5 separate regions of the Mus musculus genome follow, and all the other regions are linked to region 1. The links are chromatin loops, found by intact Hi-C in ENCODE. Cell type or tissue: heart. All regions are shown on one strand. Links, peaks and the distances in the headings refer to the core of each region. The heading gives the core; the rest is flanking DNA.

What was found. Peaks named below come from ENCODE experiments on the same cell type or tissue, not always from the same donor. Only the 100,000 strongest peaks of a DNase experiment are listed, where the experiment ranks them.
Region 2: a loop joins it to region 1, with 6 times the contacts of the local background. A loop is called at or near these places in 12 of 42 quality-filtered maps.
Region 3: it touches region 1 in a loop (2.5-fold over the local background); 2 of 42 quality-filtered maps call a loop at or near these places.
Region 4: a loop joins it to region 1, with 4 times the contacts of the local background. A loop is called at or near these places in 2 of 42 quality-filtered maps.
Region 5: a loop joins it to region 1, with 2.7 times the contacts of the local background. A loop is called at or near these places in 8 of 42 quality-filtered maps.

The regions. Positions count from the first base shown.
Region 1 is chr1:95,310,949-95,317,115 of GRCm38, forward strand. It overlaps Fam174a (family with sequence similarity 174, member A), which reads left to right and starts at 2,680. Exons shown (of 3, transcript NM_026321.4): 1 at 2,680-3,302. The coding sequence starts at 2,869. In heart, for the core only: a CTCF peak has its summit at 2,884; a DNase peak (open chromatin) is centred at 2,653; H3K4me3 peaks cover 1,591 bases; H3K27ac peaks cover 1,333 bases.
Region 2 is chr1:95,664,383-95,670,549 of GRCm38, forward strand. St8sia4 (ST8 alpha-N-acetyl-neuraminide alpha-2,8-sialyltransferase 4) reads right to left here and starts at 3,212. Exons shown (of 5, transcript NM_009183.2): 1 at 2,767-3,212. The coding sequence starts at 2,879. It overlaps Gm30431 (predicted gene, 30431), which reads left to right and starts at 3,319. Exons shown (of 4, transcript NR_166710.1): 1 at 3,319-3,774. In heart, for the core only: no CTCF peak of the experiment used is centred there; DNase peaks (open chromatin) are centred at 859, 1,859, 3,269 and 4,239; H3K4me3 peaks cover 3,343 bases; H3K27ac peaks cover 526 bases; H3K27me3 peaks cover 2,006 bases.
Region 3 is chr1:95,442,942-95,449,108 of GRCm38, forward strand. No RefSeq gene overlaps it. Among named protein-coding and RNA genes, the nearest start is that of Fam174a, 130 kb to the left of the region's middle. In heart, for the core only: no CTCF peak of the experiment used is centred there; a DNase peak (open chromatin) is centred at 2,800.
Region 4 is chr1:95,449,496-95,455,662 of GRCm38, forward strand. No RefSeq gene overlaps it. Among named protein-coding and RNA genes, the nearest start is that of Fam174a, 140 kb to the left of the region's middle. In heart, for the core only: no CTCF peak of the experiment used is centred there; a DNase peak (open chromatin) is centred at 2,496.
Region 5 is chr1:95,759,125-95,765,291 of GRCm38, forward strand. No RefSeq gene overlaps it. Among named protein-coding and RNA genes, the nearest start is that of 4930598F16Rik, 46 kb to the left of the region's middle. In heart, for the core only: no CTCF peak of the experiment used is centred there; no DNase peak of the experiment used is centred there.

The DNA of each region.
Region 1 (6,167 bases), core at 592-5,591:
TCTTCAAAAACTAGGTACATTCATATCAACTGTAACAGTTATCACTGAACAAGAACAATCAACAGCATCAGTTGAGATTTATTTTTTAGGTTAATATTTATTTTCCTCATTAGACAAAAACAAACAAACAAACATATTGTTCCTCTCTATGTCTGTTCTCTACTACCCTTCTACTTGATACTACCCTTGAAAAGAATATGATAACTTCAGTACTCTGATCCTGGAAGAATATAAGAAGTTACCAGGTATAAATGAATTAAACAGGCAGCCTAGAACCAAGTACAGACAGGTTTAGGCTGAGATAGCTGACAAGACTTTAATCACTCATGTATGAAAGAGAAATGTTTACTTGGTTTATGCCACAATGATTTTACGGTGACTGGTTATTGCCTATTATCCTAGAAATAGCAGATTGAGACAATAAGCTAGAATTGGGCAAACATAATAATAAAGCAGTAAATAATCTGTTTGCTGGAACCACAAGGGGTCTGTATTTAGCAATACTACTAGACACACCTGTCTTAGCAAAATTATCTTCTATCTCAGTTTTCTTAGTTGTAAATTAAGAATAATAATGGTGTATTTTTGGTAAAACAAGGTAATATACCTTAAAGCCTGCCCTCACAGTAACATAATACTTTCTCTAATAAGGCCACACCTACTCCAATAAGGCTACACTTCCTAATAATGCTAATCCCTGTGGTCAAGCATTCAAACACATGAGTCTATGGGGTCCAAACCTATTCAAACCACCACGCTTACTTTGACTCTGCCTTTGATCGTTTTATAGTTCATCCAGCACCAATAGTGACAAAGAAAAAAAATTCAACAAGGAAAGGTAAATACAGAGGAAGCTACTGTGCCCAATATTGCAAAAACTGGGGACAACACAGAAGACTCTCTCCTGGTGGCTCAAAAAGTGACCTCAACCATCTATTAAAACAAAACAAAACAAAACAAAACAAACAAAACAAACAAAACAAAACAAAACAAAACAAAAAAACAGGTGTTACAAGAATGTCTATACTGACTACAGCAGACCTGTGGGCAAATGACAGTGTATCTGCACAAATTATAGCACAACACCTATTGAGAATGAAGAACTATGTTTGTATCAACCAGAGATCTCTTGTTGGCCAAGAGGTTGTTATGGAGGCTTTTTTGACCCCTCGGGAAAATACTATAGAGTCAATTACATTATAATTAAAAGATGCATTGATTATCTGCTAGCAGGGCAATAGTCTTAAAGCCCAAGCTCATGCATGTTGTGAGGAGTGGTATGGGGAAAGGCTTTTTAAAGACAAAACCACAAGATCTTCAATATTTATGCAAATAACCAAATACTGGTCTTTTCTGCCAAGCTTACGTGGGCAAGGCCAAACAATCTTTGGGTATCTGCATAAGTAAATTACACAATTAAAAAAGCAGCTAGTCATATCATAATGCCATGGCTGTGCATTTCTGTATGTGGTCACTGAGTCCAGGTTACTGGGAGCTTATCTTCAAGGGACTGGAGTCAGAGACAAATGGCTAATGGGTACCAAGTTGGATGCTTAGCATAAAATGAAGTTTTGTTAACCCTCACAAGGGAAATACTTCAGCTCTTGTTTGAAAATGCCTGCAAAATTAAGTAGAATTCACAGATACCTGTCTTGTGACGTTCTGCATTTTAAGATTGGAACAGGCTGTCTAGAACATGTCTTCAGCTGTGATTTTAGAGGTCCTCTATAGCTACTGCAGTGTCTTCAGGGTAATCCTAATAGTTTCCAGGACATGGACTAAATTGCAGTTCCAGACCCTTAAACAGCTGACTCTTGACAGATGTCTGAGAAAGCCTTTTAAAAAATCTGTTTATAATAGACTGAAAGAAAGCTCAAGAAAGAACTAATCATATTTATACACAACCCATGCTCCAATGCCCCAGGCAGGTGTCTGGTTTTTCTCAGTGTTACTTGATGGAAATCTTAGATAAAGGCAACATTATTCAAATGTAAGAGAACTAAATTTGGAGTTCAAGTTCTGTAAAGTAAACTAGAGTAGGCAGATCACAGCCCCAGGTATTTGCTAAGGTAATATACAAACTTTCTCTCTTCCATAAGTTCAGGGATAGTTTTGCAGCTTGAGGCAGCCCATAGCAAAAACTAGTTAACAGGGGCACAATTTTCTTGTTGGTTTTATTTCAAAAGGATGACTGTAGGTCTCTGGAAATTGACAAGAGAGGTTTTTACAAATATTTACACTTTAAAGGGGGAAAACCTGAATAAACAACTTTACATTTTCCAAAGAAAGGGATTCCAAGAATAGTCGATACCCTTACAGCTAGAAAAAGCTCTCTTTAAAGTTTGTGATCCTCCTGAGGGAACTGAGAGGAAGTGTTTACTGATTAGATGTAGTTATGAAGTTTGACATCAAGGAAATTAAATCGAGTTTCCTATTGCTCCCGTTTCCCCACTTGGAAAGAACTGTAGGCATAACTGTTCATCTTGTTCAGGTTACCCACTCTGGCCCAAGCCTTTTCACTATTAGGAACACTCCTGAAACATGGAAAACCTAGTTGGGACCTCTCAGAGCGTCCCACAGCTACGCGTGCGCAATAGGCTCGAACCTCTGACGTCACTGAGCGCAGCCCGCCCCTACATATTAGCAACCGGAGGCGTCCGTAGCAGCAGTGGCTGCGGGGATGTACGAACTTCCGGTTGTCCCGGCAGGCTGCTGCCGCCGCCGCCGCCGAAGCCACCCGGCGCAGTCTCAGCCACCCGCTCTCCTCCGGAGAGTCGGCTCTGCGGTTCCGGCGCGCCCATGGTCGGCGCTGCGGACCGGGAGGCCGGCCCGGCGGCTGCGGCGTGCTGAGAGGCCGGCGTGGAGACCATGCCGACCCCGCGCGGCTGCTCCGGGCCTTGCCACTTCCTGGCTCCGGCCTTCGTGTTGTTGTTGCTGCCCGCTCTGAGCGGGTCCGGGGCGGTACCGTCGATGGTGGTCAGGGAGGTGCAGGAGTCCAAGTCTCCCAAGCCCGGGCCGCACACGCTGTCGCCGCTTCCTCCGGGCCCCACCGCGGCCCAGCCTCGGGGCCAAGCTCAGTCTGATGCTGCCGGGCTGCCAGGCGCGGAGAGCCGCAATGACAGCATCCCCGGGGCGGGGTCTGAGGCGGACGGCCTCGAAGGGAAGGCCGGAGAAGGTTCCCAGGGTGGCAGCCTGGCCGTGAGTCCCAGTCCTGGCGACAAACCCATGACCCAGCGGGCCCTGACCGTGTTGGTGGTGGTGAGCGCCGCGGTGCTGGTGTACTTCGTGGTCAGGACCGTCAGGTGAGGCACAGCCTCGATGGGCACCCCCTTGCAGCCTAGACCTGGCTGACAGGTGACCTGCTCCGTGAAGCAGGGACAATGTCTGTGACCTGGGCTTGACTTAACCCCTGCCCCCGCCCCAGCGTCAGGAACTGGAATCTAAGACCATCTGGTTGGCTGTCTTAATGGCCTGTGCTGCCTTAGCTGGTGACACAAGCTGTTGCCTTTCCTTTAGAAATCAGTAGCCTAACCTCAGCATCTTGCTCTCTGAGGCTTGCCTCTGCCTTCACAGACCCTGAAGTAGAAGTGCTCTTCCATCCCCAGGAATTTTGATTACAGTGCGGTGAAATACTTCTCTCACTACTCTGCAGTTGGTGTAACTAACACGTTTTGCCTGTTAGAATGCACTCCTATTTCTGAGGCAGGGTACCATAAAAGTAGCGCACAAAGTCCTGATTGGATGTTTCACTTTTGCAAAACTTGCCAATTATGTTTCTTAGATGGTGCCCTTAATCTATCCCAAAGTTAAATTGTCCTCAATTAATTGGGCGCCACATCTCTGGAGAGGTGTCACATAGAGGAAGACCCCCAAGCAGAAGGGGCTAGCTAGCCAAGAGAACAACTGTGGTTTCCCTTTCCCTAAAATGAGAGCAGATGGTATTTTGTGAGATCTGTACTGGTTTGTTTATTTCCTGTTTTCCAAATTACTTCACACTTTCCCATAACTACACACTACCGTTACTTAATGTCCTTAAATCCTCAAAACGAAATGTGGATTTTTAAAAAATAAGTACTTGTAAATGGAAAGCCAACATGGCGTGTCTTAAGTGGTTGATTAAAATGGTACGGTGTTTCTGTGTCGCCCAAACAATCTTATGGAATCTGTTTTTTTTACAAGTCTTCCTTAGCTCCTACTTTACATCTGTTTTCCAAATAACACATTCTCTTACAAGTGTATGAAATACAAAATATTTACTGGTAAGGCTTGAAATTCTACATTGGAACTGATATCAAGAAAATATGTCTTGTCACATTTTAGTGTTGTATATATTCTTAAAAAGAATCAGAAAAGGGTATTAAAGTGCACCCTTTTCCAAGTTGATATGTTTTTGAGGGTGGATTTTCTTTGTATCCATTAACCAAATTTTACAAATGATTTGATGCAGGCACAAATTTGAAAATCTAGGGTCCCCCCCCTTTTTTATTTTTTTGTACTCGGTTTAGGCCAAATGTTAAATAGATTTTGAAGGAAAAAAAGTCACTTTTTACTAGTTTTGGTTTTATGAACAGTTAACTTAAGATTACATTTTTAAAGCAAGTGTTCAATTTGTTCAGAGTTCATTGATGCTAGGTTAGAATCCACAGTTCTAAGCATATAAAGGAATGCAAGGCATTTGAAAGCCCCTCACATAAGCAGTATCACTGAGCTGGAGGCTGTTGATTTAGAAAGTTCAGAAAATCCACACCCACTTTGTCACTGGGGAGTTAGATAATGCTCAGAAGTTATTAAAAGCTCATGACCACCAAAGTGAGACTTCTTGATGATTAGAAATCTTAAAAGAAACTTAAATCATTTTTACTATGCAGTTTTTAATGTAATACTGTACGTAGTGCCTATAAGGACCATATCATTCCTGGTACATAGAAAGCACAGTTATACTGATCGTTTTCTCCATATGCTTCTTGGTTTTGGTATTTTATTTTTATTCCTCCTTATTTGGAATCTTTTATATAAACAGTTGCTGCTGTTGCTTTTCTGTGTTCATTTCCTTACAACTTGAAAGAACTCAGCCTTTTCTGATTCTCTGGGATAATTCCGTATCCTGTTGTATGAGAAGCACCAGATTTAGAACTGTGGCTGATAAAAACTGCACACTCCAGGCAGCATCTCACACGTGGGCGCAGTCCAAGTTCTACATTTAGTTGGCTGTCTAACATCCAAAATGTGATTGGTGCTGACTAAATCTTGGTATATCCAGAACTCGCTCTCTTTACTTCCATATTGTGTTCTTTATCCTCATTATGGTGGTTGCTCATTTTGGCGCCTTTCCCAAAGTATGTGTGACAGAGAACCAGGGCTGCTTACTTGTGCCAAGGGAGTCCATTCCCAGGTCACTTCTGTAACCGATGATGTGGGCTGAAACTGATTATTTTCATTGTAAAATTTTATTATATCAAACTCTATGAGACTTTAAAAATGCTTTGTCTTAATCAAACATGGTATCACAAATATTTGGATAGAAATAACTTATTCTGGTAGTATAGGATTATTCCAAGCAACAGCATTCTTTCTGTAGAGGAACTTGAATACATCACTAGAGTGCTGTAGGAACAAAGTAAACTTCGTACGATGAATACAGCTTCTCTCTGAAAATGGTACTTGTCTGTTCTGTTCTATACTGTATGCCCATTGTTAAACTTTGTAGCTCTGTGCACGGAGTATAGAGCGCATAATGTTGCTTAATGGATGGGCCTTCATTCATGCTTTATGGTGCTGAATAGGTAAGTGGTGAGGATAAACATAAAGGGTGATTGCTACTTGCTGATAGAAAAAGAAATACTCAATTACTATTTAATTTCTTTCTTTGTAGGACTTTCTTCCTATAGTAAACTGTGTAAGGCCAGAAAACAACTATAGACAGTTATTACAATTTCAAGGGTATATGTTGATTATATTAAAAAGTTTCTATTATAAGCTTAGGATTAACTGTTCTCGTCTTAAAGCAAACATTTTTTTTTCCTGCCATGTTGTCCTGTTTATTCATTGTGATGCATCTACTTTGCCTCCTTTGGGAAGTCCCTTGACTTCTCCGGTCACAGCACTGTATGGAATAGAGAGAAAGAATCCTTTGAAGTGGTGGCAGTAGGCATCAAATTTAGCATCGA
Region 2 (6,167 bases), core at 488-5,487, 350 kb after region 1:
TTCATGGTGTTGGGGACTCTGAACTCAGAGAAATGTAAGATTAAAGAACTTGGTTGGAGCTACTGCCAGCCTGTAAGGCTTGCAGTGCCCCCCAAAGGCTGTAGCCTGCCTCTATGGTCTCACTTTTAAATGAAGTTTTGATCTGGCCTTCAGGGCCCCTTTACTCTTTAAGTCATTTCAAAACTGGCCTCCCCATAAGCTTGCACAGAGACGAGATGGTGGGTTAGCTGATGAATCAAGTGCTCCACCAGAGGCACTGTTAGGGAGTTGAAAGAAATCATGTGCTCAGGTCACCCCCCTGAACGTTTCATTCAGGCCAAAAGGGGATGAACATCCAGAGACCCCAGCTACCCTGCACTGCTCTTGGTAACACTGGCCCCACCCTGTGCCTGAGTCTGGAAGCCCAGAGCAGTCAGGATTTCTCCAGCACGTGGGTGAGGACTGTCTCCACAACCCTGTCTCTGCCTTGTTCAAAAAAGCTGCAGTTGCGGGCTTTAATTAAAGAGGAGGAGCTTTGAATGTGAATTTTTTTGTTTGTTTGTTTGCTTGACTGTCACAAATGAAGGCAGGCTTACTTCTTTCTGAAATGATGCTCACACACGAAACACACACGAAACACACACGAAACACACACACACACACACACACACACACACACACACACACACACACACACACACACACACCAGTCTTCTCATTATCCTGCTCTGACTACTAGTTCTTGTAGAAGAAAGGGTAGACACCAGCACGGCACCCGGTACACCTCTCTTCCTGTTTTGATAACTCAAGCGCTGGCCTCAAGCCTTCTCATAGGAACTGGGAAGAAAGAACTGGCAGCTCAGCTTGCAAAGGGTGCGGAGGCACAGCTCAGTAGAGCTAACCCAGTCGCTGTGTGACTGTGGGGCTGCAGCTCCTCTGATGCCAGGGCTGTGCAGACCCTCCCTTGATTTCCAAAAAGGCCAGAGAATAAATGTCACTGTGAAACGTGGAGTGTCCTGGATCTGATATTTTCCTTTGGGGCACCCGGGATACAGGCCTCCTTCCTGGAGGCAATTTATCCGAGCAAGGGAATGACTCCTTTGCAGGGTTTGGACATAGTGTTCATCACCACGCCCACTCCTGCTCGCTAGGGTCCCAAACCACTGGAGTCCTGTAGAAGCTTGGCCGCTTTGTCTAAGCGCCGGCTCCTTGGAACCCAATCAGTTCTGAAGGGAACAAAGAGCCTCGATTCGCAAGCCCCAGCCTCCGCCTCTCCCAGGAGTTCCCACGCGCGGGTTCACCACCTTCAAGACCCCTTTGTCTGCCTGGCAAAAACAGGTCTGCTGGGTTTATTCACACCCCTCCCAATTTTTCTTTTCCACCATTGACATGGATTTTCCAACCATCCACTTCTAGGTAAACGACTTCACCTAATTCTTTTTATTTATGTATGTATGTATTTATTTTTCCTCTCATACAAACCTTGAATAGGTTTGTTGAAGCATAAGGACCATTCGGCCCACTCCTTATTAGTGTTCCTTTCTCCTAGAGTCCCCTTTGAGCCTAGTACTATTAGCTTTATGCAGAATAGCAAGTCCTTCCGGGAGGATACACCTGCGTCTTACTCACTTCATTGTGACTGATTACTCAGAGAGGAGCGGGGATATTAAGAAAAGAGCTGCGTAAAGTTTCCTAGTGTGTGTTTGAGAAGCTCTCTGCCCCGCCCCCCACACAAAACCGCGCACACACAAAAATGCCAAAGCATCCTTCTTCGTTTCAAAGATGCCAGAGACAATGTAAAAACAGAAGGAAATCTCAGCCAGTGCAGTTTCCGACTGTGGAAAGCTCCGGACTTGGGAGGATTTCCGAAACAGGACTTTTAACAGAGTTGACAACAGGGCCATATCCTCAGATGTGCGCTTCCAAGCCTTGTCAGAGACAAGAAGTTACAAATCGCTCGCTCTGCTCCCGGATAGACTTCAAAGGCAGAGAAGCCAGGGGAGAGAGGAAGGAAGTGAGATATTTACAGAACTTAATGGGGCGGAGATTTTGATCACATCTTGACAAACTCAAAAAAAAAGAGCAGATATGGTCTGTAAAGGCGCAGTTCCCAGTTCCCTTCTAAAACTGTAACCATGAAACCCGGGAGTTTTATACGTAGAGGAGTGAATAAGGAATTTTCCTTATTGATACTGAAATGTCTAACTTAAAGAAAGAAAGAAAGAAAGAAAGAAAGAAAGAAAGAAAGAAAGAAAATAGATCTTACAGGCGTCCCCTCCCCCAACAAAAACAAACAAAAAAGAGTAAAGACCCACTTCACTTCTGTGACCATAAACTTTGGAGAACGCCGCTTTTTATGGTGTCCTCATAGACTGGCGGGACACAGAAGGAAAGAAAGAAAGAGAAGGCTTGAGGAGTAAAGACATCTCTGAATTCTGCTCAAGCGTTAAACTGACAAGGGCACTCGTTCTTTGTTGACACTTCTGCAGTGACTTCTTTGGTGAGCTGCACCCTGTGCCAATACATCTTTCACCACCACCACCACCACCACCACCACCACCACCACCACCACCACCACCATTGCACAGGGCAAGTTAAACTCATCCTAGAACCAGCATGGGAAACATGCACACACACCTCCAAAGAGCCTTTGTTATTTAATTCATGACACTCTGCACAAGCACGCCCAAACCAATACACACAGCACTCCAAAAACGTCACTCTCCCGGCTCTAAGCACACTTCACTATGGCTTGATTTGGTGTCATATCCTTGAACATGCATTTACCCGATGAGTTGCGTCTCTTGGTGCTCCTCAGTTCTGGCTATTTCTTTTGTCTTATAAAAGATCAGGAGTAGACTTATAGTGCAGATGGTCCACCGTTTTCTAATTGAGCGCATCTTGGGTGCCCGGGAAAGTCCTGGTTGTCCCAGCTCAGGCACCTTCTCCTGGTATAAAGGCTCCGTTTTGGGATGATAATCAAGGGGGAGAAATCTGAAAATTGCGAAGGGAGCGTGGAGCCGAGATCCCAGAATCAGGTCGCTAGGATGTTCAGCGGTGGAGCTCTCCCGGTTCTCCAGCGCTGCCCAGCTCCCTGCCGCGCAGTTAGCGCTTACCGGGCCCGGGTCGCTCTGCGCCGCCTCCCTGGGGCTCAGGTTTCTTTTCAAATGTGACACCTTGTGCATTGGAGGTGGCGGTTTCTTCTGCAGCTGGGCTCGGGGGCGTCACTGGCCCTTTCCTCGCCGTAGCAGGGAAACGATAAGCAAGGCCAGCCAATCACCGTGCTGAGGGGGCGGAGGCTGCTGTTGCCTTGCGTTACTGGCGGCTGCTCGGAGAGTCGTTGTGAGCTCGGTCTGCACTATGCCGGGTGGAGGAAGCTCACAGTCGCACGCGGACGCGTTCTTGCGCACATGCCCCCAAACCACAGACACACACAGAACCACACTATCTCCTAGGACGCCCAAACGTCAAGGCTCCAGATCCGCCAGCTTCGACACCAGCATTCATCTCATCTGAGAAAGATGAGACTCATCCCACCAGAGGAACGCAATGGCTAGGGATAAGGATAGCTCGAGAAAGCAGCCTATCATTCAAAGCGTGTTTGCTAAACATACGTAAACGCACGGGCGAATAAACCCGACCGAAGCACAGTGAAATCCAACAGGGAAGTGGAAGGGGAACGTTCATTATTCAGTGCACAACTCTGTCTGGAAAATACGATTATTCACAGGAGCTGATGAGCTGATCTCGCCCGCAGAGTGGATGGGTAATGAGGATCCCAGCTTGAAGCTTGAGGTAAGCAAGTGAAGTCGGAGGCATCCTTACGAACATTATGGACACTTCTGTGACCCACGCGTTGTCGTTTGGAAACTCCTCACGAAGTGAAGGCAAATCCAATGCCATTTAAACTTCACTGCTGAGACCAGAATTCTGAGAAAAGGCAGCGTCCTCCGGCACACCCACCAACACATTCGTAATCCTAGGGAAGAAGAAAGGAAGGGTAAAAAGCAGGAAAGGCAGGCTCCTCTTGAAAATCCAACTGAAGTGTATTGGGCTCTGATTTTCACCCCTCTTCCCGCCTACCTTTTTTTTTTTTTTTTTTTTTTTTTTTTTTTTTTTTTTTTTACTTCTATTGTATTGTGCAGCTGGCGCGCTTTCTGAGTATTCTAGCTGAGCACCTCTCCATTCCTAGTTTCTGGCACATTCAAGAGAGCTGACTGCTCAGGCTTATCACACCTAACATCTACATGCTTCCTCAGCAGGAGACAGAGCCTGGAAACCAGACTCCTTCCTATCTGTGTGCCTTGGCCCCAGGATTCCAGAGGCTCTGAAGTCTGACTTCCTGCTCCTTCACTGAGCAGTACCTTTGCTAGTCCATTAGCCCATTAAGTTTGCACTTTCCACATCAGCAAATGAGAAGGCTCACCACCAGGATTTGGGTATCCTTGGACTTAGGAAGAATTCAGAGTGACTCAAGGAGCAGCATTAAGTAGAAAGACATGACCCTTGCTTAAAACCCGAGGTTCTAGAACCTTTGCCTAGCTGCTGAGGTCTTTAAAAGTAAACCAACAGAGCTTAGTATAAGACCCTGTTTATGTGTGTCAGTTTCTATTCAAGGTTTAGGAAGTTAAGTCTCCTAAGTTTTGAGAACCTAATCTCTGCAGGACAGGCAACCAAAGAGCCAAGTCTAAAATGCATCAAGGAGCAAGCAATTATGAGTCTTTATTGACATTACAAGTGGCCTGCTGGGAGCCTTTCCAGTGGATTGATGTCCACGCAAATCCTGCTTACCTTAATGCATTTTAGTTACACAGACTTCTCAAGTAGCAGCAGGGAGAAAAATAAAACAGTTTCTCATGGGTTAAAGGGAAGTGGTATTGGCTGGGGTGTATAAAAATGCTGTTTGTTGCAAGAAAAAATATCATGTTCACATGCAGAAAATATCATTTTCATTTTTTCCTCTATTAGTTCATTTTCTCTCAGGTAAATGCCCAACTTTAAAAACCTTTTGTTTTTATATATTGACCTTTGCTTATGTTTCCATACATAGAACCAAATATAATACATGTCTAATCACAAAAGACTTTGACTTTAGCTAGAATGCAGAGTCATAAATGAGTGAAATTTCTCCCAGATCAGGAAATCTATCATCATTATTCTCAATTCTTCAATATCGGCTGGCTTGGGTAATTGGCAATACTATTCTTTTGCATACAGTGTAATGGTTTGTAAGCAAGCATGAACCTTTTACAATTAACTACCACTTACAGACTATCAGTTAAATAATCTTCAATTTGTAAAACTCAACTTGAAGATTGTCTTGTGAGATATATCTTTTTCAATTGTGCTGTTCAGAAACACCTCCGTTTGTAAGAACCATTTTAATTTCTTAAGGCTCACATTTTAATTGTGTGTAGACTCTTGTCTCAGCCTAAGCGTTTTATTGTTCTATTACTATTTCTTATCACAGAGTCTTTTGAGATGTTAAAATTACACACACACACACACACACACACACACCACTGCATCCATGTAGCATGTTTTCTTCTCTCTCTCAAAATTATGCTATGGAATTCATAAACCAGGCTCAGGCCACTGAGACTTTGCTGGTAAATTTACTCACCATCAGTCCTAACAAAGGAGTTGAATCCTTAGGATTCACATGGTAGAAACATAGCATGGATGTCTGCAAGTGGTCCTCTGATCCACACAATAAAATACATGTACACACACACACACACACACACACACAAACACACACACACACATTCACACACAAACACACACACACACCAAAATCAAAACAAAAAACCACATAGGCCCTCCTATTCTTTGAGTGACAGTTCTATGGAGTCAATTAGCAGTTGTCTGGTCTCACTTTTTATAACTTTGTTTTCATAATTTTTATTTTCTGCTTTAATCTACTGAGGACGGCTCAGTTTGTATTTAAATATACAAAGTAAGAAATTCTATTAAAGGTTTCAGACTGTATGCTTTGACTGTTACTAAACTAAGATTGTACAAATCTCAATTTTTGGAAAACGAGTATTAGACAAATGAATAAATATAGTACTTACAAAGGAAAGTACGAATTCCAAGCATAAACTTGCCTAATCCATTAGCAGCAACTGCTTCTGGGGAGAATGGATCAATAGACACTTATTGGAGAGAGCCGTTGGGAATAAGGG
Region 3 (6,167 bases), core at 371-5,370, 130 kb after region 1:
CACACACACAGATACACCATTCTTCTTCATTTATTCTTAGTTTTGTCTAGCCCTTTCCTAGTTTCTCTTCTTCCTGTTACCCTATTCCACTTTATTCTGAGTATACTCCCCTGTAGTTTCATTTACCCACATCCCAGGGTCTTCTCCTCTTTATCTTCTCCTTGGGTTGTAAGCTCACAAGTTTTCATGCAGCTTCTAATTAGTCTTTATTTTGTTTGAGCCTCTTGACAACTTCCCAGTTTCCCTTTCCTCACCCTTCTTTTAAGCTTGAGCTTTTCTGTCTTTGGTACTCAGCCTTTCTTCTCTCATTTACCTGCATTTCATTATCCTTCCTTTCCCTTCTAGTGGCCTATTTTTAGTTTTCTGGCTTTCACATGTACTTCAGGTTAAACACATAAGTAAATTTAAAAGAAATCAAAGCTAGAATCCACATATGAGAGAGAACATAGAACATGCAGTCTTCATCTTTAGGGCCTTAATAAAATATAATACATCTTAATAAAATGTAAGATATATTATAAATTAGACATAAAGCCCACACTCCCATGATAATAAATGAATGACTCAAATAATAATCCCCTTTAACACACAAGATAAAGTGATCTTAATATCATTGACTAAATTAAAAAGTAGCATATGTGGAAATAAAAGTCAGATTTCTCAAACACATAGATATCATCAGATGAGGGTCATTTAATGGCATGCATTTTGGGTGCATTTATTATTTCTGTAAGAGTCTAGATGTCCATTAAAAGAATTACATTTAAAAGTTTACATTGCTAAACTCCATTTTAACCAACTGCTCCTGCACTAGTCAAATAAATATGCATGTGTATATGGGTGTGTACATGTTTGTGTTTGTGTGTATGCATGTATAGTAATAATTGAGAGGAGTTGGAGGCAAGTGACATGGGGGATTGAAGAAAGAGGAAAGAAAGATGTGATGTAATTATACTTTAATTTTAATCTCTCAATAAGCCAAAGTAATATATATATTCACATATATTATAGGTATATATGTATTTATATGTTTTATTTATGTAATTAAGACAATTATTACATATGACATATAAACATATAATATATAATATATAAATAACTATGTAGTGGATTTATGTATTGTATAGGCAATATTATATATAATTTTATGTATTTTATTTATATATTGTATTTATTAGAGTGGCTTACTGTGGTCCATATAGTCCAAAAATGGCTAGAAACCCATCCACAACCCAAGAATCCAGTAGTTGTTCAGCCTGTGAGGCTGAATGTCTCTGATGGTCTTCTGTATTTGCTATTTGGAATCCTAAAGTAGAAGGCTCTAATACCAGTGAAAGGGTTAACTTGCCGTTCAGAGTGAGGGCAAGCAGGCAAAAAGCAGGAGCTTCCTTCTTTCATATCACATCAGTCAATTATAGTCCAGTGGCAGACCCCAAATAATCCCAGGTAATTTAAAGCACATATTGGCCTTGATCGGTGATGAAAGAAAGAACAAAGAGCACACACACACACACACACACACACACACACACGTGAATGCACTCACACATACAGGTGACTACCTACCTACATATATACATGCATGCATACATACAAGTTGGATAGATAACACACGTGGGTAGATCTGGAAAAAATGTGAGATGAAGAATGCCAATTATCCAAACGCATTTTAGGAAATTCTTGAAGAATTATGAAAATATTTAAAGTATTGTGAAGAGACAACCATTCTGCCTTTACCCACCCATGTATATTACCCCATGCACTAACCTCACTCTTATTTCTGCCAGGAGGCTTGTCCAAAGCACTCAACTTGATCCTATATTCATAGAAATCGGTAATCCATACCTAAGCCGCTTGCTGTTTTACACTTGGATGAAGATATACTGTAATTGTATCAATTAGGAGACAGGCTGGCCATGCTAGCACTTTAAGAACGGTGAGCTTCTCCTTTTGTCCTGTGAACAGGAATGATGAAGTGTGTGATGCTAAAGCCAGGTCACAGGATAGCCAATCCAGTACATTTAGAGGAGTCAGCATCATGATGGAACTTGCACCACTAAAACCAAAAGAAAATGCTGGAAAGGGACTAATGTCTTATAATATTGCCGAATTTTTAATTTAAACCATATACAGCCTATCTCTTTAAATATTTCAAGTGCTTGTGCTAATATAATCATTTCCTTTGCTTCAATTGAAGGTTTTGCTAAGTTATTTTAAAGAACAGGATTATTATTATTTTTTTTTAGATTCAATTCTGTTAAACAAGTCTTTAAACTTTTGGTCTATACTAAAAAGTATTTTAATATAGCTGACAGGTTGTAAATTCTTTCCAATTCAGAAATAAAGGTGAGTGGGAGGGGATTCCAAGCTGGTTGAAAAAGCAGGGGCAAGCTAAGCTCCTAAAGCCAGGTTGTAGGAGTTTTATGCAGCCTGAGAGAGGATATGAACTTCACAGGAAGGACAATCTTTTTTTTTTTCTCAATTTTGCTAATAGATCCTTTAGTAGCTACTGCACTAAATAAAGGGATTAATTATGGGTTACATTAGTGGTTATATTTGTTCCTGTTGATGCTGTTCTGTTTGCAGCTTAACAGTCTATGACCTTGTGGAAGGATAGCAAAGAGCTGGTATTTTATGTCCTAGAGTAGAATGTTCTTTCTCTCACATAACACAGATCCGACTCTGGCTAGCTTATGTGGCCCCAGTAGGGGTGGTTCCCAGGCCCTCTGCTTTATTTCCACTGCCTGGGTTGACTTGTGGACTGTGGGAAAGTGTGCAGCATCATAACAGTGAAGTGACCTCTGAGCAGAGAGCAGGGACCAAACACCAGGAAGGACAGCAGGACACAGTGTAAGCACATGACCTGTATGCGAGGCTCATCCTTCTGGTGAGCAGATGTAATTAACATAGAAGCTGAATTTGTGCTTCGGCTAAATTTGTTTGGCTAAAACCAGATTTGGGGGGGGGGGTGAGTGGAAAAGACTATTTTTCATCCAGCAATAGTAGGTGTAAAAGAGTTTTCTTTCAGAGCATGCTATGTCTTAAATCTAGACATCAGAGTCTCCCATATGTCAGTCATGGAATAGTGTTTCTTGATATTAACAGACATTACATTAGAAGAGAATGAGGAGGGGTGTTCTGATTAAACTAAATCAGAAAAGAAATACAAACAGTATAGGAATGTCTTCAATGTCAGGGCACATACAGTTTGGGTCTGTTTTACTACTGTGCAAACCTGTGTGATTTCAAATCAGAAGAGGAAGATGGAGCATCATTAGCAGTGATTCTAATTCAGTGGTAACTGATGTATTGTGGGAAGGACCTAGAGGTGATATAAAATTTCTTGTCCAAAGGGGCACACTGGTGCAGTGCCCATCTGGGTTTGGGCATGCATGGAAACTACGGGAGGACTTAGGGACTGGGTAGATTCACTAGTAATGCACACAAATTCTCTTCCCTACAAAGCCAGGTCCTGAAGAGATGACGTAGGGAAACGGATCAGTCCAAGCCTGTGAATGTGGCTCCTTGCTGGGCCTCATGGTGAAGGAGAATGTTAAGATGAGGGACCTATGGCTGCTTCAATAAACATCCTACAGATTTGGTGCCTGGCTACACCTGCCTGTGGAGCTCAGCTTTCTCATTTTTTAAAATTCAAAAATTCTTTGAATTTTTATAGATATTTTATTTACATTTCAAATGTTATCCTCTTTCCTGGTTTTCCTTCCAAAAACCCCTATCCCACCCCTGTTCCCCCTGCTCACCACCCCACCCACTCCTGCATCCCTGTCTTGCTCTTCCCCTACACTGGGACATCCAGCCTTTATAGGACCAAGGGCCTCTCCTCCCATTGATGTCCAACAAGGCCATTCTGTGCTACATATGTGGCTAGAGCCATAGGTCCCTCCATGTATACTCTTTGGTTGGTTGTTTAATCCCTAGGAGCTCTGGGGGGTACTGGCTGTTACATATTGTTGTTCCTCTTATAGGGCTGTAAAACCCTTAGGCTCCTTGGGTCCTTTCTCTAGCTCCTCCACTGGGGACCCTGTGCTCAGTCCAATGGTTGGCTGTGAGCATCCACCTCTGTATTTGTCTGGCACTGGCAGAGCTTCTCAGGAGACAGCTCTGTCAGGCTCCTGTCAGGAAGCACTTGTTGGCATCCACAATAAAGTCTGGGTTTGGTAACTGTATATGGATGGATCCCCAGGTGGGGCAGTCTCTGGATGGTCTTTCCTTCAGTCTCTGCTCCATATTTTGTCTCTGTATCTCCTCCCATGAGTATTTTGTTCCCCCTTCTAAGAAAAACTGAAGCATCCACACTTCATTCTTTCTTCTTCTTGAGCCTCATTTGGCCTGTGAGTTTTATCTTGGGTATCCCAAGCTTTGGGGCTGTCATTATAAAAAGTATCAGATTTCTGTAGATTTTGATCCACATTTCATTTTGGTAGATTCTTTCCCTGTCCACTCCACAACTGCTTTGCTTATTCTCTCCTAATATGCCTCATTCCACTTTCAAAGCAATGGATTCCAATGCCCTCCTCATTCCCCTACCCCCAAAGCTCTTTGCTCTAATCTCATGGTTTATTTCTAGTTTTATGAAACTAGAATGTTTACTCAAGTTAAAACTGAGAGACAGAGGTGCCAGTGTGGAGAAAAAAAAATGCTATTTTTTTCTCCATGACCTATGTGAGCCTTAGGAAACTTTAAGGCCCATCCAGGTTGGGCTTCAACCATCAGCTCATACAGCTTTGTTGCCAGAATATGACATGTCAGTCTTTCAGGCTGCAAGACTATTTAAGATAGTTTCTAGTAAAGACAAACATAAGTGATACCTTCCACACATTCTTTATGGAGAATGAAATAGCCATCTTTCTTCTGCAGTAACATAGTCTATTCTAGGTGTCTCAGTAATATTTTGGCTTCTTATTAGGTCCTTTTTGGTCTTAGTTTATTTGTCAATGCTCTGGTTATTTTGGTTCTAGAGCTAGAGACATAGCTTCATGTCTAACTGAGGAACAGAGTACAAGCACATTCTTAATCACTTGTGAGCTGTGTTTATGTTAGAATCATTACATGACTGTGCAGGATCTGTGCATGCTGCTTCAGGCTCTGTTAGTCCATTGAGAACTCATGTTGATTCAGAGTGGTGGTTCTCAACCTGTGGGTGATAAACGTTTTGTAGGGGTCCTATACCAGATATCCTGCATATCATATTTTATATTAAGACTCATAACAGTAGCAAAATTACAGTTATGAAGTAGCAACAAAATAATTTATGGCTGGGGCGTCACCATGACATGAGGAACTGCATTAAAGGGTCTCAGCAATAGGAAGGTTGAGAACCACTGGTAAAGAGCATTTTGCTTTTTGGTCTCTTTAAATTGTCCTATGCTCATAGGCTCTTTTGTTCTTTACTCCACCTCTTCTGCCCAGTTCTTTAAATCCTGAGAGGAGGGATTTGAGGGAAACATCCTGTAGGGCTCAGCATTTCAAAGTCTCTCACCCTGTGCATGGCTTCTGGCTGTGGGTCTCTTTATTTGTTCCCATCTGTTGCTGGAGGAGGCTTCCCTGTATAGAAGGCACTAGGTAGTCAGCATAATTGCCAATGTATAGAAAGAGCTCAGTAGTCACTATTATTGCTTTAAATGTTTTCTGACAATGATTCCCATTTTCCTTGAACCTTCTCTTTGGGTTTTCCTCTGGCATATACACAAAAGGAAAGACATAAAACCATACAGATTTTAGCCTTCCCTAATTCATCTTCCTGCTCCTTTTCAAATTTTCTTACACTTAAATTGGCTAATTATTAATATGAGTGTCATCATATTTGGGATATTTTCAAGTTTTTTGGTAGATGAGTCCTATAGAATATGTACACTCAAATATTTTTCATAGGGCTAAGATAAAGTAAATAAAAACACGGTGAGAAGAGCTGCCCAGTTCACACACACTTAACAAGTAAGCCAATGGTTCTCAACTCCCTACACTCAACTTCTGCACTGTGGGCAAAATGGTACCTGAGCTCACTTCTGAATCAGCCAAGCGCTGAAGCCTTGTGGGGTTATAATTAGACAGATAATAAAATGGGGCTCCTATCAAATTTTTCACACATTTTAACACACCTGACAGTCTATCCAAAGGATGTGTCTCTCAAGACAGACTTGCTATGG
Region 4 (6,167 bases), core at 606-5,605, 140 kb after region 1:
ACAGGCGATTTAATTCGCGAGAGTGCTCTGAGGCACCGTGCTTATGTTGTTGAGCAGATTTATGTAGTGCCTGTGTTGAACAACACAGTACTCTGACTTGAAATCACTGTGTTTTGCACTCATATGAAGTTAAATACAATTTTTCCAAAGTGTATTTAAATAAGTGCAGAGGGGCTGGCCCAATATCAAACAAAGTGATCTCCTGTGTGCCAACATTGTTTTCTATTTTTTAAAAAGGCACTATATGTTTATTGAAGATCTTTCATAATTGTTGAAGGTATCAAATATGTTTTAATAGATCATAGAATTAGTATACAATACTAAGAGCAACAAACTCTAACTTTATAAGCAACCATACTAGAAAATTTCAAAATGACACACAGCATGGATTGTAGTTTACAATTAGCAGATACAAGCAAATCAGTAATGTCTTTGTGGAAGGAAGTTGCCTTCCTCTTTCCAATAGCCCATTTAATTTGTAGTTTCACATAAACTAAAACTTAAGGCTTACTTCTTCTTTGACCACAGTATAACAATTTAAATTACACATCATGAAGAAGAATTGATAATATAAATTCCACACATATGGAACCAATAGCATCTTTCTGACATGGACTTTCTAACGAGTTTGAAGAGAGCCAGATACGTGGTGAATACAAACCAGGACACTTGCCCAGTAGGCTTCAGTGTCATGGACTCACATTCTCTTTGATATCAGTACTGATAGGATATTAGAAAAAGATCAATGACCTTTTGTACTCCAATCAAAATGTTCTATATTCATGAATCATTGTAGCTAAAAAAAATAAAAACAAAGACTACCAGAAGAAAGGGAATAGCAACATAAAAAATATACTCTTTAACATTTTTCTTCTCTCAATGAAGGACTGCTCACAAAGGTTGAGACTGTACAGGCTAATCGCGATGAAATTCTGTCCAAACTGAAGCAAGTAGTTTATCTATGTGTGAAAATCACTGCTTTTGGAATTTGAGAGGTCTAAACCATGTCTCTGACTCTCTGATTAATACTATTTGTATTCTCTGAAGCAAGAGACATTGAGGACATTTTGGAATTCAGATTCGCCAACTTAAAATAGATATAATAGCCTGCATTTTGAATCATTATTAAGGATAATATGTGTTTGTGTAGCTCAACTGTGGGAGGAGTGAATATACTTTGTACTTTAGACTCATCATAGATGATGAGCATTTCTTCTGCAGTATTTATCAGAGTTTTTCAAAGTTGGGCTTATCTCTTCATGCATATATGCTTCCGCATACACCTGATTCTTTGTATGCCTATAGGCTTTTTTGTAAGCTATAGTCTCCAAGTATATGGTATCTATGCAGATTTAATTAGTTGTGTGGCCAGTGGTTTTTGGTGTTGTTGCTGTTGTTTTGAAACTTAAACACAATTCTAGCTTGTGGACATCCGAGAAGGGCACTGAAAAGATTTTCTCCTCTCTGCTTCAGAAAGGCCAGAAGCAGGAAGTAAACAGAATTAGTTCAGTTTCAGCTACACAGATGCAATTTCCTCTTCTTGGGGATAATAACTATTCAAAGCTGATGGCTTTTAAAGAGCAAACTGTTACCCAATTTCCTTCCTCTTTCATCAGTTTTTAAAATGTTTATCTGTGGAAAACACTGTAAAGGCTTACACTCAAATGATCATGTTCCTTGTGGCCATTTACTAGTACACATCCTGCCCACAACTGAGAAAGCAACATCAGAGTGTTACTGCATGCAAAACTGTGCGAGGAAATGCTCCTGTGCCTTCTCACGCGTAGTGCTGACCACTGTCCCTCAGGTGGTTTTCTTGTCACTCCAGTGTTAAGGTGAACTTTATAGACAAAGGGAAGGTGATTAATTTACAAATTATATCGTATTATTAGGAGTTAAAAATCAAATTCTAATATTCCTACACAAGCTTTCCTGAAATGTTTTCTATGGAAAATGCTGAGACGATTTATGAACGCAAACTTACCTGCCCCACCTGAAATATGATGGCAAACCATAGGAACCATTGTGTACATAGATGAAATATTTGTCCTCTTGCTATAACATATTATTTCTAGATGCAAATTTCACTGAAGTAACATTATAACAATTCAGTCTTTGGGTACCTAATTCATGGTCATAGTTCACTGTTACATGATCATAACCATTTTTTCTAACTTAACCTAAGTTAATTCTATTGGAATACTAACTTACAAGCTGCAGTAAGTTTTAAATTTTCCTGTTTTCTTGTTCAATTTGCCAGCATTGTGAGCAGATCTGTATATTATGCACTCAGTACATACTCTAAATGTATTTGCATAAGGAGTAAGTAAATTAACAAATTAATGTTTGAAGTAAATGATAAAGCTAAAACTATTATATGTTTTTAGAAATCAGCAACAAAGCAAGAAATGCTACTTTGTTCTTAATTGTTCTATATAAATACTTATAATAATAGGTCGCCGGGCAGTGGTAGCTGTAATTCCAGCACTCCAGAGGCAGAGGCAGAGGCAGGCGGACTTCTGAGTTCGAGGCCAGCCTGGTCTATAGAGAAACCCTGTCTCGAAAAACGAAAATAAATAAATAAATAAATAAATAAATAAATAAATAAATAAATACATACATACATACATACATACATACATAAATACATAAATACATAAATAAATAAATACATAAATACATAAATATGAGGTCGACCAGTTGTCAATCCTTTAGGTTTTTGTTTTTAATTCATGTGATTAATAGATAGATAGATAGATAGATAGATAGATCTGTTCTTTTTCCTTTTCATCTTTCCTATAACACTTCAAAAGTTCTATCAATTGTGATAAACGATTTGTTTTATCATCTGTTTCTTGGAGTCACCAAAGTTCATACAATGTTATTTATTATTACCTAAGCCAGCTTGATAATATGTGTCTTACTAATGTGTTGACATTGCATTTGCTAAGACCTGAAAAAAATAATAATCCTAGCTAGCATTCAAACATAGAAGAGGGAAATCTCACAAGACCACACCATTAAATGAAGAGCTACAAGAAATTAATGGCTGCTGATGGAGGGAGACTACATCCTCTCTGGAGACAAACTTCTCTGCAATAGATTACCTAATCCCAAGTGGTCATTTCTAAAGACACACAAACACACACACACACACACACGCACACACACACTATATCTACATCTATCCTACATCTATCTATATCTGTATCTGTATCTATAAGCAACACTAAAGATACTCAATGTGTTATATTTATAAATTCATATAAATAGAAATGTATGTGCAAATTGACACACATGTAGTGTGTGTGTGTGTATTTCAAATATAATAGTTAAAGAATAAGAGACCAGGAATTTAAGACACAGAAGCAAGGCAGATAAAGGAGGAGATGTTGGGGAGAGAGAGGGATAGAAATGGTTTAAATACCATATTCACATATGAAAGTCTAAAAAAATACATAAATAAAAGCAAAAGGAACCTTTACTTATTATAGTTGCAGTTGCTTTAGACAAATTATCCTAATTCAATATCTGTCTTATTATTTCTTTAATTTAAAATATATGGGTCTGTTCTGATGATTAATATTGTACTGCCATGAATATTTGGTATTAAGAATATATTTTAAGGAAGTTGAGACACAAAATGTTCAGTCTTCAGGAAGTAAACTATTAAAATGGAAGCCAAGGCATGTACAAGGTGAGATGACCCAGGAAAATCTGAAGTCCAAGGCCACCCTATATAATAACAGTCCTAAGGACTTAGTTTTGGAAAAATGCCTTGTCTGTTTCCTTAGGTCCTTGGAGAATTCATTGTTTTACTTCTGCATATGAGAATACATGTGAGAATAATACTTCCAAAAAGCAAAATAAAATAATATTTTTGCATTTTGCTTGATTCACTCATGTTTGTCTTTGAAATTTAATAACTCAAGTCTCCTTGTTACAAGTACTTTACATGTTCAGAAACATCTATAATTTTATGCTTACTGTTTATTTAATACTTTCTAGTTCTCTTTGTCTACTCCCCATACACTCCACCCTCCCCATCTCAATCTCTCTACAATGCTCTGCTGGGCTGACACTTGCAGTGACCTCCTGCTTAAGGTTTCCAAGTGTCCTGATTGCAGATTCCAGCTGCGAAGACAGGTTTTGCTTTTTAAAGTCTAGAGCTGTAAAAAGCAGATGTCGCAAATCTTGTTTTTCTGTTTTATTACAATATGAATCACTTTGATAACATATACATTTATTAGTATATAACCTTAAGGATATATCTTATGCATGCTTACGTGTAGTAGCAATAACATTTGCAAAAAATGAATGCATAGATTTCTTTTGCCTTGCTTTGACATACTTAGTTCTTAACAATCTCTTAATTTGGCCTGGTGGTGAGACATAATTTTGAGAATGACATACAACTTGGAGGATGAATTCTCATCCCATGACAATGTCATTACCCCTGTGGCAGTTCCAGGTTCTCTGTGGTTATCCACTCCTGCCATTATGTCAATTACAGATCTAGATAACTTGTCAGAACAGAAGTTTTATTTGTCAAGGTAATTTTTAAAGATTATTTTTCTATTCCTAAACAAATTGATGGTGGGTATTGATAACCATCCTGGAAGATCAGAACAATTATTTAGCTTGTAAATATCTTTAGATTTGCTATTTGCTAACTCATATATTGTGAACAAAAATTAAGTTTAAAAGCCATAGTTTATCCAAATCAATAGCATTTCTGCGATTATAAATTTGTGATTTATATGTTCATTTTGTTTGGCCAAACACCATTGTATTGGGAACCCTGCTGTCAAGATCTTCTTTCACTTGAAACTATTAAAAGAATTCAGGAAACCAAATCCAAAGGGCTATTGTTTTCTATATTTAAACCTCTGTTCTTGTTTCAAGCTTCTGTATACAAGTTAAAGAGGATTTTTCTGGAATGCATTCAAAGAGCCGGAGCCAGAAACAAGAAATCCCAAATGGAATTCTTAGTAAGTTTCCAGATAGCTTACAGTTTGAGTAGAACAAGTTTGGAATGGGTGTTTTAAACATTTCAATTCAGTTCACTTAGTTTCAACAAACACAGGAAGGTACTGCTTTAGGACATAAGAGCAAAAACAAAAGATGAACGTTTGTTGTCAAAGGAATTGGGAATCACTTGATTTAGGTGAGTGCACAGAAAAAAAAAATTGTGTATAGCAAATCCTAAGTATTTTGTCACTAGACATTATAGGGTGTGATTTATAGTGATATTAACTTGCTTCTATAGTAGGTGACCATTCCCATAATTATCAAATTATCACTATATAATACAATTTTATAATATATAGTATTGTATAACTTTATATAAATGTTATATAATTAGAAACATAATAACCCTGAGTAGAGTAAAGGAAAATCATAGGTAAAGAGATCAAGTAGGGAGACTGTGTGAGAAGAACTATGTTAGATTTAATTCAGACTCTGGTGTGTGCAGAACTTTCACCTGTCCCAGGAGACCATGAGACATTGTATCAATAGTCAGTAAATGTGTATCAGTTAATTGGTTAGTGAATTATAAATGAATAAAACAACATAAACCTAGGAATTCATACATGACACATTAGAGAAAGAGGAGGGGCAACCCTGTGACCTGATTGTCTCAATAAAACTTTGGCATAGCCATTAGGAGTACATTATTTCTGTTTCTTTGTTCAGTAGCAGAAACTTATTTATTTTGCATTTACACTGACATTAGAACTCTGTTTTGCAGATTCATTGGGAGTGGTATTGATTCACTCTTTTCACTAACCAAGATATTTGACATGAGCATTTTGTTTTCCCTGATGCATTTGCTACTATCTTTAGATTTTTTTCTTTAGAAGTGAAGCCCAACAGCATCCCTGGTCTCCTGGTCTCTCATCCTGAGCCCAAGATCTGAAGACAGATTGGTGTGTGTGCATGGAGTTTGTGTATGTGCACATGCGTACTTGCGCATGTGCCTCTATTTGTGTCACATGTGCGTGCATGCGTGCGTGCATGCGTGTGTGTGTGTGTGTGTGTGTGTGTGTGTGTGCGTGCGTGCGTGTGTGTGCGTGTATGTGCAAGTGTGTGTGTGTGAGAGAGAGAGAGAGAGAAGGAGGAGCACATCTGTTGCTTTAACTTACCATGTCCCTTCCAGCATTTGT
Region 5 (6,167 bases), core at 691-5,690, 450 kb after region 1:
TTGTCATTGAAGATCAGCCTTAGTCTGTGGTGATCTGATAAGGTACTTGGGATTATTTCTATCTTCTTATATCTGTTGAGGTCAGTTTTGTCACCAATTATATGGTCAGTTGTGGAGAAGATACCATGACGTACTGAGAAGAGGGTATATTCTTTTGTTTTTGGATGAAATGTTCTATAGATACCTGTTAAATCCATTTGTTTCATAACTTCTTTTAGTTCCACTGTGTCTCTGTGTAGTTTCTGTTTCCATGATCTGTCCATTGCTGAGAGTGGGGTGTTGAAGTCTCCCACTATTGTTGTGTGTGGTATGAAGTATACTTTGAGCTTCAGTAAAGTTTGTTTGTTTGTTTGTTTTATGAATGTGGGTGCTTTTACATTTAGAGCATAGATGTTACAAATTGAGAGTTCATCTTGGTAGATTTTTCCTTTGACCAATATGAAATATCCTTCCTTGTCCTTTTTGATAAGTTTTGGTTGAAAGTTGATTTTATTGGATATTTGAATGTCTACTCCAGCTTGTTTCATGGGATCATGTACTTGGAAAATTGTTTTCCAGACTTTTACTCTGAGGTAGTGTGTGTCTTTGTCACTGAAGTGGGTTTCCTGTATGCAGCAAAGTGCTGGGTCCTGTTTATGTATCCAGTCTGATAGTCTGCCATTTTTATTGGGAAATTAAGTCCATTGATGTCAAGAGATATTTAAAAAAGTGATTGTTACTTCCTCTTATTTTTGTTGTTAGTGGTGGAATTATGTTTGTATGGCTATCTTCTTTAATGTTTCTTGAAAGATTATTTTCTTGCTTTTTCTAGAGTGTAGTTTTCCTCCTTGTGTTTGTGTTTTCCATCTATTATCCTTTGCAGAACTAGATTTGTGAAAAGATATTGTGTAAATGTGGTTTTGTCATGGAATATCTTGTTTTCTACATCTATGGTAATTGATAGTTTTGCTGGGTAGAGTAGTCTGGGCTGGCATTTATGTTCTTTTAGGGTCTGTATGGCATCTGCCCAGGATCTTCTAGCTTTCATAGTCTCTGGTGAGAAGTTTGGTGTAATTCTAATAGGTCTGCCTTTAAATGTTACTTGGCCTTTTTCCCTTACTGCTGTTAATACTCTTTCTTTGTTTAGTGTGTTTGGTGTTTTGACTATCATGTGACAGGAAGAATTTCTTTTCAGGTCCAGTCTATTTGGAGTTCTGTAGGTTTCTTGTATGTTGATGGTCATCTCTTTCTTTAGGTAGGGAAGTCTTCTATAATCTTGTTGAAGATATTTACTGGCCCTTTAAGTTGGGAATCTCTGCTCTCTTTTATACCTATTATCCTTAGATTTGGTCTTCTCATTGTATCCTAGATTTCCTAGATGTTTTGGGTTAGGATTTTTTTGTATTTTGCATTTTCTTTGGCTGTTGTGTCAATGTGTTCTATGGCATCTTCTGCCTCTCAAATTTTCTCTTTTAGCTCTTGTATTCTGTTGGTGATGCTTGCATCTATGGTTCCTGATCTCCTTCCTAGATTTTCCAACCTCAGGGTTGTCTCCCTTTATGTTTTCTTTACTGTTTCTATTTCCATTTTTAGATCTTGGATGGTTTTGTTCACTTCCTTCTCCTGTTTGATTGTGTTTTCCTATAATGCTTTAAGGAAGTTTTATGTTTCCTCTTTAAAGGTTTCTACCTGTTTACCTGTGTTCTCCTGTATTTCTTTAAGGGGGTTAGTCATGTCCTTCTTAAAGTCCTCTATTATCATCATGAGAAGGGATTTTAGGTCTGAGTCTTGTTTTTCTGGTGTGGTGTGTTGGGGTATCCCGGACTTGCTATGGAAAAATAATTGGGTTCTGATGATGCCAAGTAACCTTGGTTTCTGTTGCTTATGTTCTTATGCTTGCCTCCCACTACCTGATTATCTCTAGTACTACCTGCCCTCGATATATCTGACTGGAGCCTGTCCTTCCTATAATCCTGGTTGTGTCAGAACTCCTCAGAGTCTAGCTGTCTCTGTGAGCCTGTGATTCCTAAGATTCTGGGTGTTTCAGACTTCCTGAGAGTTAAGCTGCCTCTGAAATGTTCAGATTCTTGTGTGACCAAGCTCCTGGGATCCAGGATGTGTTAGAGCTCCTGGGATTTGAGTCTCCTCTGGTGCTGTGAGACTGGTTGCAGAGATAGCATCCAAGGTAAATCAGGGCAGATCAGAAGGAACCAGAGCCACTGGTTGGGCATGATTCCTGTGCTCCTGGATCCTGCTGTTCCCAGTTATTCCTGGTGGTTTTAGAACAGATGTTGTGTCCTGCTCACCCCTGATCCTAAGATCCTGGGCATGCTAGAGTGCCTGGGAGTGGAGCCTCCTCTGGGTGCTGTAGGACTGGCTGTGGAGTTAGTACCATTTATCTCCCTTATTATTGGATTCAGAAGTTTCTCAGAATTATTTATTTTTCTGACTTTTACACTCAGGTACTTAGTATATAACACTAATAGAACCTACTCTCAGCTCTTATTTTAATTGAATGTATTAGATGAAAATCTGTGGTCAGACTTTATTGAGTCTGTATCAATATTTAAGAGCTAGAGATAAAATAAGCATCAACACACCACAGATAATTGTGAAATAGACAAATAATGATGCAGTGAGCTAAAAGGTACCAACTTTATATGTTGTCATTGGTTCATAGATTAGATAGGTATGTTTTATTGTTTTCAGCAAAAAAATCAAACAAGGCAAATAAAGTCATTTGACATTCATTTGAGGATTTTTTCAATAACTCAGTTGTAATTTTTGATGACTCACAGAATAATAATGCCATAATACATTGATTTATTTTGTTGTCAAAACAGATGAAAACATATTTCTTTTTAATCTGTGCCTGTTTCATACAACAGAAATATTAGTGATATGTGTGTATATATATGTATATCATAGATACTGAAATTGTTATTCATCAAGTTTAATATTTATATAAATGACATGCACAACTCAACATTTGACATAATGGTTAATCTTAAATTTAAGATTTATGCTTTACTTATATTCATATTCTAAAATTCATCATGTTTTTCAAGATAAATTTGTGTGTGGAGTAGTAGGATATTAAATTACTAAGATATTCTTTCTTATCACCAGGCTTCCTGAAAAAAAATATGTCTTATTTAAATGGATTTTTAATATGGCAACGTTTCAGCTATAGGAATGCAGCACATTTATAGGTTTGTGGATTACAATCTCTATTTTTCATTTATGTAGGTTATTTGTCTTCCTTTGGTGTTTTAAGGAACTATGACAGAAAGGTTTGTGTGGCACAGAAAGAAATCAGAGCTCCACCTAGAGGCAGAGTGGCATACTGCATTCTGGACCAGGAGTAGAGCCTTTTTTCCCCTGGGAGTTACAGATACTATTCCTTCACAGTGTGTAAACAGGATATGAAGCCAATGTACTTTAATGTAGCAAAAACAATGACGTTATACTGGGGAAAATGACTTAGACTAAAAATTTCCATTAACTATAATATATTTACAAAAGTTTAAGCACTTGAATTCTGCCTATGTTAAGGAGAATTTTAAAATTAAAATTCCACAAGCAAATGTGAGTTGTTTGTACTGAAACAGTGCTGTTGAAAGCCATGGTAAAGTTCCAGTGTTAAAATCACTAGAACAATAGCCAAATTATAGATGATAGTATGGAGAATTTTAATGCATGGTATAATGTAAATGAAGAGAATTTTAACAATGTTCTTGAATTACATTGAGCTGAAATATAAGAGAAAATGAAAGATGAACAGTGCTCACAATCAGGGTCATATTTGTAATTTATTATTTAAGAAGGATCATGTATTCAGGTATCTGCTCCTGTGATTCCTGGAGAAGAGTTTAAAGATGAGTGACAGCTGGATCATCAGAAAGCGGCTCTGGAATGTCAGGAAAAGATAAATGTTTTGACTTCAGTACTTGTGTTTTAAGATAGGCAAGAATGTCCTCTGCATTACAGAACACTAGAGAATGTGGTAAAGTGATACCAGAGCAAGTGACGGGAGACATGGCTGGTCTTAAGTGGCATATAAAATAACATAAAGAAAAATTAGAAGTGTAATTTTTAAGAATGATAATTTCAAAGAATGCATTGTCTGTTTAAAGATGAATTCTGGGATCCCACTGAGGTTGGAGTTTGCATGGTGCTTATGCTGAGAAGCAAGGCAAGAGAAGCTGGCCACAGGGTTTCACCCTGATGGTTTCCTGGAGGACGATATCAAGTAAGGGGATAAATGTTTAGAAGATAGTGTGTATATAGCCATACTTTAACCATTGGTTTGACACTGGGGTGACAAGAAAGACCATGAAATATTCTTTGTTTCCTTCTCTTTTTTTATTCTTCAGAATATCAATGCATGTTTCTCCTGAAACAAACTACTTAATTCTTGACCTTAGATTTTACCCCCAGAGTCCTAATCTTCATTAGCATCACATTCCTGTACACCTGGAATGAGTTTCTTGACTTCTGTCTTTCACTTTATGACACTTTGGATCCCCACTGGACTTTTCTTGACATCACACAGCAAGCCATCCACTATTGCTGGTTTTAATTAGCACCAGTCCTCACTAGACGAGTTGGTCTGAGGTTGTATATGCACTAACATATCAAGAATACTCTACCCTGAAGGGCAACCCTTCCTATGTGTGCGCTCCTGTGTTTGGAGCTGGTATGACCACTGAGAATTGTTTTCTGTTTGTGAAGTTCATCATGATTCAGGATTAGAGGTTTATTTTCAAATTGTTTTCATGTTTTCCCTTCATATGGTATAAAGCATGAATTAAACTTATAGAAGATTTTTTATGGAACATATTTTTAAAAAAAATATTTCACTAGTCTTGATCTTAGAGGTGATTTTTAGGCTTAAAACATCAATGACTTTTTAAAAAATATTTTTATTAGGTATTTTCCTCATTTACATTTCCAATGCTATCCCAAAAGTCCCCCATATTCCCCCCCCCCACCCACCCATTCCCACTTTTTGGCGCTGGCATTCCCCTGTACTGGGGCATATAAAGTTTGCATAACCAATGGGCCTCTCTTTCCAGTGATGGCCGACGATACATATGCAGCTAGAGTCAAGAGCTCCGGGGTACTGGTTAGTTCATAATGTTGTTCCTCCTATAGGGTTGCAGTTCCCTTTAGCTCCTTGGGTACTTTCTCTACCTCCTCCATTGGGGGCCCTGTGGTCCATTCAATAGCTGATTGTGAGCATCCACTTCTGTGTTTGCTAGGTCCCGACATAGTCTCACAAGAGACAGCTATATCAGGTCCTTTCAGCAAAATCTTGCTAGTGTATGCAATGGTGTCAGGGTTTGGAGGCTAATTATGGGATGGATTCCTGGATATGGCAGTCTCTAGATGGTCCATCCTTTTGTTTCAACTCCAAACTTTGTCTTTGTAACTCCTTCCATGGGTGTTTTGTTCCCAATTCTAAGAAGGGGCAAAGTGTCCACACTTTGGTCTTCGTTCTTCTTGAGTTTCATGTGTTTTGCAAATTGTATCTTATATCTTGAGTATCCTAAGTTTCTGGGCTAATATCCACTTATCAGTGAGAACATATTATTTGAGTTCTTTTGTGATTGTGTTACTTCACTCAGGATGATGCCCTCCAGGTCCAATCATTTGCCTAGGAATTTCATAAATTCGTTCTTTTTAATAGCTGAGTAGTACTCCATTGTGTAAATGTACCACATTTTCTGTATCTATTCCTCTGTTGAGGGGCATCTGGGTTCTTTCCAGCTTCTGGCTATTATAAATAAGGCTGCTATGAACATAGTGGGGCTTGTGTCCATCTTCCCAGGTGGAACATCTTCTGGATATATGCCCAGGAGAGGTATTGCGAGATCCTCCGGTAGTACTATGTCCAATTTTCTGAGGAACCGCCAGACTGATTTCCAGAGTGGTTGTACAAGTTTGAAATCTCACCAACAATGGAGGAGTGTTCCTCTTTCTCCACATCCTCGCCAGCATCTGCTGTCACCTGAATTTTTGATCTTAGCCATTCTGACTAGTGTGAGGTAGAATCTTAGGGTTGTTTTGATTTGCATTTCCCTGATGAACATCAATGACTTTTAAAATGTTCAAAATATCCTAATGTGAATAATTAGTAATTTAATTCTATTACTAAATATACTTATTCTTAAAGAAGTACAATT